Regions from separate parts of the Homo sapiens genome. Here region 1 is linked to region 2. A link is a loop called in an ENCODE intact Hi-C map of the cell type or tissue named here. Cell type or tissue: Calu3. All regions are shown on one strand. Each heading gives the region's core, and the rest is flanking DNA. Links, peaks and the distances in the headings are about the cores only. Region 1 has its middle 51 kb from the start of PLAAT1. Region 2 overlaps MB21D2 (Mab-21 domain containing 2).

What was found. A loop is a pair of places that touch in the nucleus more often than their neighbours do. Peaks named below come from ENCODE experiments on the same cell type or tissue, not always from the same donor. Only the 100,000 strongest peaks of a DNase experiment are listed, where the experiment ranks them.
Region 1: it touches region 2 in a loop (4-fold over the local background); 8 of 110 quality-filtered maps call a loop at or near these places.

The regions. Positions count from the first base shown.
Region 1 is chr3:193,188,438-193,192,836 of GRCh38, forward strand. No RefSeq gene overlaps it. Among named protein-coding and RNA genes, the nearest start is that of PLAAT1, 51 kb to the right of the region's middle. In Calu3, for the core only: a CTCF peak has its summit at 2,195 (motif pointing right); a DNase peak (open chromatin) is centred at 2,184.
Region 2 is chr3:192,817,184-192,821,582 of GRCh38, forward strand. The region is part of intron 1 of MB21D2 (Mab-21 domain containing 2); the gene reads right to left. Among named protein-coding and RNA genes, the nearest start is that of FGF12, 92 kb to the left of the region's middle. In Calu3, for the core only: no CTCF peak of the experiment used is centred there; DNase peaks (open chromatin) are centred at 1,908 and 2,178.

The DNA of each region.
Region 1 (4,399 bases), core at 83-4,082, 370 kb after region 2:
AAACTAAATGCGATATTTTAATGAAACCGCTTTGCACCCTATTCATTATTTAACTTTTTATTTCTTACATCTGTAATTTTTCTGGTTACAAAACATATGTATTTTGTAAAGTACCCCAACATATCAGAAATGTAAAAGCCTAGAAAATGAATATCGTTCAAAACACCATTTCCCAGAGAGAAAACATTGTTAAAAATTTATCATACCCAGGTTGTATTTTTCTACGAAAAAGCGGCCGCTTTGAGGGTGTAGAACTGCTAGTTTTGTCACCTGGCCCATAATCTCCAGGAACACTGTGAATCCTGGGAGAAGCTGTGCCATGCTACTGGCAAGGAGCTGTCCTCTACCCTGGGAGAAGCTGTGCCGTGCTGCTGGCAAGGAGCTGTCCTCTGCTTCTTAAGCCATCAGGTCTCCTTTGGGTCCTGGACAAGTTTTGGTGTTCTTGATTTTTTACATTTTCTCAGACTCCAGAGATTTGGGCTTATTTACCAGTGTACCTTCTCTCTTGTGCCCAATCCTTGAACTCACTTTAGAATAGTATTAAAATTTCACCACTTCTTCCATTGTTGAAGATCCTAAAACAGATTCATGTTACTGCTGTTTCACAGATTTGTTGCTAAGCACTATAGACGGGTGAACAAAACGTGAACACAAGTAACCAACCCAGGGAACCGACAAAGTCTATGAGCTGCGAACACAGGTCTCCTAACACTTCTCCCTGGTAACATAGATTTAGCAAGGTTTTAAATTTCCTTACACTACCATCCGTAATAGCAGAGGATAAGCACTTTGGTTTCCTTTGAAGTCTCATACATTGGATGGGGAGGTAAGGAGGGTAGAAATTAACTTTGTCAGCTCTTCCTCTTCCCTTCTCTTCCCTTCCTGAACAATTCAGTCCTGAAGTCATTAGGTGGAGTTGAGCAAGGTAGATCAGAGCCTGGAGCATCCATTTGCCAGAAAGCTAAGGAAGAGCTTGAAAAATGAAAGGGGCATATCAAAAGGACACAGAGCATCAAAATACATGAGGACAGGAAAGAATTATAACCCAATAAACACAGGAAAATATGAGTCAATTTATAAATAAACTAAAAGTATGGAAAGAGTAGGGTATTTAAATAGTTTCAAAGTACCTCTCCACAAAATACCTGTTAATTAAAAAGGGAAAAAGAGTAACCTTACCATGGATAAGGCAGACTTTAATGGAGCAATCAAAGTGAACATTATCAGTAATGGAACAAGCTGAAAATCATACGCCACCTGATCAGATGCTATGAGAAATACACAGCATCACTTCTGGGATATTCTTGCTAGAGGTAAATAATCTAGATCTCATTGTAAGGGAACATCAGAAAACCTAAACTGAGGGATATTCTACAAAGTAGCCTTTAATCTTCAAAAAAGTCAAGGCCATGAAAATGTTCCAGATAGAAATAAGGAGACATGCATCGTGCAATTCAGAACTGCATCCTTTTGCTATAAAGGATGTTATTGTGACAATTCCTGAAGTTGGAATGGAGTCTGAGGATGAAATGATGGCAATTTATCAGTATTGATTCCCTGATTTTAATATTTGTAGTGTAGTCATAGAGGATAATTTTCTTGTTTTTTTTTTGAAATATGATGCTTTGATTTATTTTGGTCTTAAGATGTATCATTTCAGCAAGTTAGTCACAAATGGTTCTGAGGGAGTGCAGTTTTTTTACTGTATTTGCAGTTCTTCTGTAAGTTTGAGATTATTTAAAGATTTAAAAAATCCTACTCCAATGCAATGATTTAAAGAGTTGCTTCAGATAATGTTCTAGTTTAAGCGAAAATCCTCTGCTTGACCCTCCCTTCTGAAGGAAGAGGCTTATGCAACACCACGATTTTGAGAAAGGCAGGAGAATGATCAGATTTACTTTACTTCCTTGTACCATCTGCTGGTTCTTCTGGTCTCTGAGGAATTGTCTGTTCTCACTGGTTGGGGCTGTGTACTGTCATCTGATCTCTCTCTCTCTTGGGTTGATCACAGCCTGGTGATGCTCCCTGGCTGCCTCCACAGAAATATTCTCAGTAGCATTTTAGACCCTTGAGTCTCTGCCATGTCCTCTGTGTGGCACCCTGACACAAGCAGTTTAGCCCCAGCCTCTACTGTGGGGTTTCCTCTTCCATTGCTATAGGGCTCTGTGGCAAGCCATCTGCATCTCAAGTCAGTGATTTCTGAGACCTCCCACTAGGAGGCAGTATAAGTGTATGTCTATATGAGCCCCTGGCCCCATGAGGCTAAGGGCTTCATTCTTCAGATCAGTTCAAAGTGCTTAGATTTTAGGTAGAAATAAGGTGCTGTATTCTAAATGAGGACTTGGAGATGCTTAGGAAAACTAAATTTCAAGTCCTCTTTCTATCTAATTGTGTTGACAAATTTATTCTGATATGGTTGGTATGGGGAATTCAGTCCAGCAGGAGAATTCTTTTCATAGCATGAAATGGGAATCAAGCTGTGTTTGCTCTGCTCTTGGCTCCACCATAGCTTATCTAAAACACCTCCTTCTCTGCAGCCTGAAGCCCAGAGCTGAGAAGTCAGGACACTGGGCCTTCTCACAGCCCCCAACAACTTCTCTGCCCTGACACCTTTCTTCTACTTCTATTTTCCTGGGCTGGAAAGAACAAACTTTCCTCCAGGTCACATCTTCCTACCTTCCCACTGCTGCCACGAGCCTGAATCCTCATGGTGGGCCAGAGTCTTCATCCATGCAAGAGACACTCCCAGGCTTGGTTATGAAGCCTTGCATCTTGGTATAGAGCTCAACTTCCTGTCCTAAGGCAACAAGTTGCACCTTGATCTAAAATGTTAGTTAACATACCCAAGCTTTGGCTTTCCTATTGGTTAAATGGGAATATTAAAGATAAATATCTAAATTTACAATATATCTTCCTCAATAGTCTCTTATTAAATGGGATAATTAACTAGAATAGACATTCAAATGATACAGCATTTCATCATGTGTCAAATGAAAATAATAACATCTGTCTATATCTATAAGGATACAACAGCACTAAGAGTTTAAAATGAAATTTGAATCTAAAAAAATTATGTAGTTGCTATATAAATGTAACATTATTAAATTTACCAGATTTTTCTATATCATCCTTAGAATCTATGCATAAGAACATTTTGTCTGTTGAGGACAATTAAAAATAGGTCCATATAAGACGCAATTAAAGCTCCTGGGATAAACTCAGTCGCTTAATGAAATCTGCTCTAGAGCACAGAGTGTAAGAGCATTATTCCAACTGACGATTTTAATGCCCAAGTAAATGAAGACAGGATGGCCAATAAAGGTAACTAGCAAAATGTTGAGGTGGTGGTGTATGTTGGGAGGGGAGGAGGCAATGGAAGTAACCCTTACAGAGAATTTTAAAACCAACCAGAAGTTGATCTACTTTTCATTATTACCATGTGCTGGTGATTGTAACCCATGTCAGTGATAAGACACATTACATTCCACTTCCGATGGACTACAGCTCTGCTCTCTCCTTGTCTTCTCACTGTGTTAAGGAACAGAGACAACTTTGTTCCTGCAATGAGAATCCACAGGTTATAGGATATAGCTCTTATTTATACCCCCCAACGCACCATTAAGCAATGCCAATTGACTTTTCTGACCCAAGATCCAAAGGATCTTAGAGGACTTCTGACAGAAGATATTCAGCAAAAGTTGGTGCTCTGTCATGCTGACTTGCAGCATAATAAAAAAAGATAAAATCAAAAGAGGCAAATGTCTCTTAAAAATGTGAAGAACCAGTTTTGACTGAGGATAAAATTATATAAAAGTCCTCTTATGTGGGTGACCATATTTGTCTATGACTTGCTTTTGCTTCATATTTTAGTTTTGAATATTTTCTTTCATTGCGTCTCACTAAGGAAACTATTCTTTTTGACTCCCCACAGTTAAACCAGCCAATGAATCACTTATAACTTGCCATTAACAGCCAAGTTCTAATTGTTATATCTAGATATGATTTCCATGTCTTTTTCAGTCACAGATTATAAGTTTTTTTTAACTGCTCTGAGGTTTCTTTTACATCTCCAGAATCTGTAAAATTTAAGTACAGAATCTAAACCTAAAATTGAACACTTTATTATTGGAAGTAATTAATAACTAGATGTTTTTAAAGTATTAAAAGGAATGACATGTATTTGCAAGCTTACTGAGGTTTTGTTTTTATTTCAGGTACCGTATGTTTTAGTTTGAGAACTTGTTCACTCATTATGTCCATCTTTCCTTTTCAATCTATAAATATGTATAAGAGCTATTTTAAGCACTCACCTGCTAATTCCAGGTCATCTCAGGGTCTGCTCCTATTGACTCATGGCCACCCACCTTTAGTGGCGCTTCATGTCATATGCAAGGAAAAG
Region 2 (4,399 bases), core at 101-4,100:
ACATTCAACAGCACAGACGTGACCCTGGAGGGGAGGATCTGTGTTTGAGTCACCCCTTTATTACCAAGAGCTCCTCATGCAGTGCTTTGTAATGCAAGTAACTGTGTGTCAAGTAATGTGGGTTGAGTGGGTGAAACCTCTTGACAACTCTGTCAGCTTTGTAAGGGACAGAAAACACTCTGAATGAAAAGTTAACACAAAGCACCTGGTAGATAGGAGAGAGGGAAGGAGGGAAGGAGGGAAGGAAGAAGGGAAAGAAGTGAGAGAAAGGAAGGGAAAGAAACAGATATACTGATTTTTACAGTTAGTTTTAGCTTAATATAATCTTTTACAGGACTCAATCATGACAGCTAGCATCACTGCAAACAGTAAATCTGTCATCATTAAACAGGTACCACCAGAGCCCTGCACCATCACTCAGTTGACAAATACTTCAGATTCTGTCCTTAAAATGTTTGTGGTGTAGTGTCCTTCCTGCACACCCCATGCCACTGTGTGTCACTGTAACAGTCCAGCCAGGGTCCTCACATCTCTCACAGGGACAACTGCAATACCTCCGAACTACACTCTGTTCCCACCACCGCACCCAGCATAGGCTGCCAGAAGGAGCTTCTTGAAGGATGGGCTCTAATCACATCACTCACCTGCTCAAAATCCTTCCACGGTGCCCCCATCTCCATAGCCAAGGCCTCCCCCACTCTGAGGCCAATCTCCATTTTCGTCCCTGTCTTAACTGCTCCCTTATGTTCTTAATTGGCCCCAGCCCCCAAACGGATCCCCCACAATATGCTAGTCCCCCAAATATGTCCAGTGTTTTCCAGTCCCCAAGCCTCTACTTGTTCTCTTCAGTGTGCCCTCCCTCCTTGCCTGCTGAAATCCTGCCAATTCTACCCACCTAAAAGCTTTTGCCTCCTAACCTTACTCCACAATCATACAAATTATTTCCTGTCCCCCTTCATACAGCATTTGTACTACAGCTATTTGAGCTCATTCTCATGTCTCACATGAGACCATGAGTTTTTTGAAGACAGGAACGGAGCCTTATTCACCTGCATCCCCCTGTGTTCTGTGTCTGGGGTTTAGGCCACTGATATCTAGAAACAGTCTGACCTACTACAGAATATGTCACTGTAACATGAACTGCTTGTACAGGACTGGCAGATAGGAAAATGATGTCAGCACAATTAAAAGTTGGATTGCTTTCACATGCAATTTTCCTAGAATGCTAATATTTTGTACAATCAAGAACTAGCAGCTAAAAAAAATGTACTCAAACACAGAATACAGCAAGTCACAGAGTTCTCAGCTCAGACAGACATGTGGTTCTTGGTTCAGAAAGTATGTGGCTTTTCTTTTTGTATTGTTGCCTATGATCTTACTTCATTGTATCCTTGTCTCCAAAATTCAACAACTTTTCCTTACAATCCATCAAGCCATCTTCAACCATTTTTAAAGGTAAAGTCCTTTTTAGAGTGGTATTTCTTTATCTTTTCGTGTTTCTTTTGCTTTTGTTAATGTCCTGGTTACAAAGTCAAATAGGTTTTGGGGGATATGGTCATAACTCTGCTTTTCCTATAAGTCATGCTGGTTTTTTTAATGCAATTATGCAGAATATGAGGATTTTAAGGAATATATATACTATATTGTTATATAAGTGCCTAGACCAGTGCTCAACTTAACTGGAGATAGAAGGCCAACTGCTGGTCTTAATAAATGAATGATGACAAGGTCCCTCAATACAGTTCCCTTGAATGTCAATTGTTTGAGCCAGTTCTCAATTAACTGAATATCCGAGAGGCAGGAATTGAGTTTTTTTTTTGCTAGAATCTGAACTGCCAATGGAAATGCTCTTGGGCAAGACAGGCTGACCTGACCTGGAATATAAGTGACTCATAGTTTTCCTGGAGAGCTGAGCATGTCTGAAGAATGCTAGATCCCAGGGCTCCTGAAGAGGGAGAGGCCATCCGGGGGCAAAAGTGAAGGGAGAAGAAAAGAGAGATAGGAATCAATGTTTACAGAGTATCTGCTAAGGCCCAGTTATATATTAAGATTTACATGCAAAAATCTTTGAGACTTAATCCTCAATTGACAAGAAAAGAAAGTCAGGCTCAGTGGTGAAGGGGTTTGCCCACGGTGACTAACACAGGGTTGCCTGAATCCAAAACACTGGCTTTTCACGGCAAGGGTGGTTTCCAAACCTAGCACAAGGGCTGGGCCTCCGGAGAAGCCCTGTAATTAGTGGAGGGTGAAGGTGGAAGATGAAGTGCAAGGAAAGAATGTGACAGTCAAGTGAGCAGAACCTGGGCCTCCCACCCCCGCTTCGACCACTTGGATCGGTTTTACTTATTGGGCTTCCTCTTATGCTTCTATTTGAGGGAAGAGTCCTATAGTTTTAAAAGGGAGATGGAGAAAGGGTTAGAAAATCACTGCATCATATCAAGCTGCCTATTTCCCAATTCTGCCTGAGGCTGGCCCCTCAGCAGAAAAATAAATCAGTGCTTACAAAAGATCTTCTATGCAGACCACTGCTGGAGTGGTCCCCAAGTCCCCTCTCTAATCATTCCAAAGCTGTCTAAAAAGACTTTACTTTTCGCCAACTGTACTCACTTGTTCAACTATTTTTACCCATTTCCAGGTACTCCAGCTTGGGAGGCACCTGACATCCATCTGTGAAAGTGCAGGCAGCTTGGAGAGCAGGCCCTGCAGCTCCTGCTCTGGGGACAAGCTCTGCATCCCAAGCTCTGAACCTGAAGCAGGACACCCAGGGCCTAGTCCTGGTGCTCCCTACAAGGGGGTAGGGGAATCAGCTCCTCTCCCTAGGTTTCTGTTTCCTTGGCTACCAAGTAAGTTGGGTGGAATACATGGTTTTTAATGTCCTTTCTGACTTTCAGGACTCTATACATAAATAAGTGTGTTTGTGTTTCTGTGGGGAGAGAAAGGGGAGGGAGATGCGATATTAAGAGTGAGTTTGTATAACAGCAAGTCAGAGCTAAGATGTATAAAAGTACACACCCCCCAGAAACACACAGAGGTGTATGCAGAACCTTCAGACAGATTTCTCTAAAATTTATGAGTATCATGAAACAGATTGTAAAAAAGAAAACTATGACATTATGAACGCTGATCTAACTTAAGCACAAAGAGCAAAGTAGACCTTTAACTCCCCCGAGATAACAACTTCGGATAATACAAAATGTAATTTCAGATCTTTCCAAAGGCCTTTCAAAGTCCAGGGATGAGGTTCTGTGTTGCAGGGAAAGGACTCGTACAGAAGTTTTGTTAAAATGATTAGAAAGAAAATAACAGGCACTGGATTTACAGCCAGTCTCTGGGCAATGAATGATTTGTCACCTTTTTCTTCTGTTATTGATTCTCGCCTATAGACAGACGAGGAATGACTGCTGATGAAAGCGTCTGCGTAGCGGCCACTCAGACTGTGTCAAATATTCCTCCGGCGTCCCGCCCCGGGCTCTCTCTGCAAAGGCCCAACCTCCTCACAGATGCTCCGCTGCCTCGTTCAGCCAGCATCTGGAGGTACAACTTCTGACTACCTAACTCGCGCTCCACCCTGTTTTCCATCCCCCCAAATCTTATTTTCTGACACAGGGGCTCGCTCTGTCACCCAGGCTGAAATGCAACGGTGTGATCACGGCTCACTCCAGCCTCAAACTCTTGGGCTCAAGCAATCCTCTCACCTCAGCCTTTTGAGTAATCAGGACTACAGGCGGTGCCACCACACCCAGCTTTTTTTTATATATATTTTTTGTAGAGATGAGGTCTCGCTATGTTGCTGAGGCTAGTCCCGAACTCCTGGCCTCAAGCCATCCTTCACACCCATCCCTCACAAATCCATTTTAAACAAACAAACAGAACATTACGTACCCTTCAAATAACAATGAACACATCGTTTATTTGACTAATGCTGCTGCCTTCCTGATATTGCTAATGTCACTATCCACCACCACCTGGGCTCTTAATAACATCACTCATTTACTGGGCACCTACTTTGGGCCAAAAGGTTTCTTGTGAATTGTTATTAATCTTTATAATGCCCTCTTATGATGAAGACCTTGAGGTTAAATAAATGCTCAAAGTTACATAGTCAGTGGATCTGATAGCTGAACCAAGCTCTCTGACTCCAAAGGTAGGGTTGACTCACAAACATTTCATCCAGGTCAGTAGTGTGAACTATCCACACCTGCTCCCACCTCATTCCTCAACCTCATCTCACAACTTCGCTATTGCCCTGGGAGACCGCAGAGCACCTGCAGCTTTCAAACACTATGGGATCCAGAAATGAAGGAAGCTGGGAGATCCAGGCACAAGCAGGGAGCACCAAACCTAGAGGCAAGTTCTCAGTCCAGAATTTTCTGCCCCTTCCCTCTCTTCTTGCCTAATT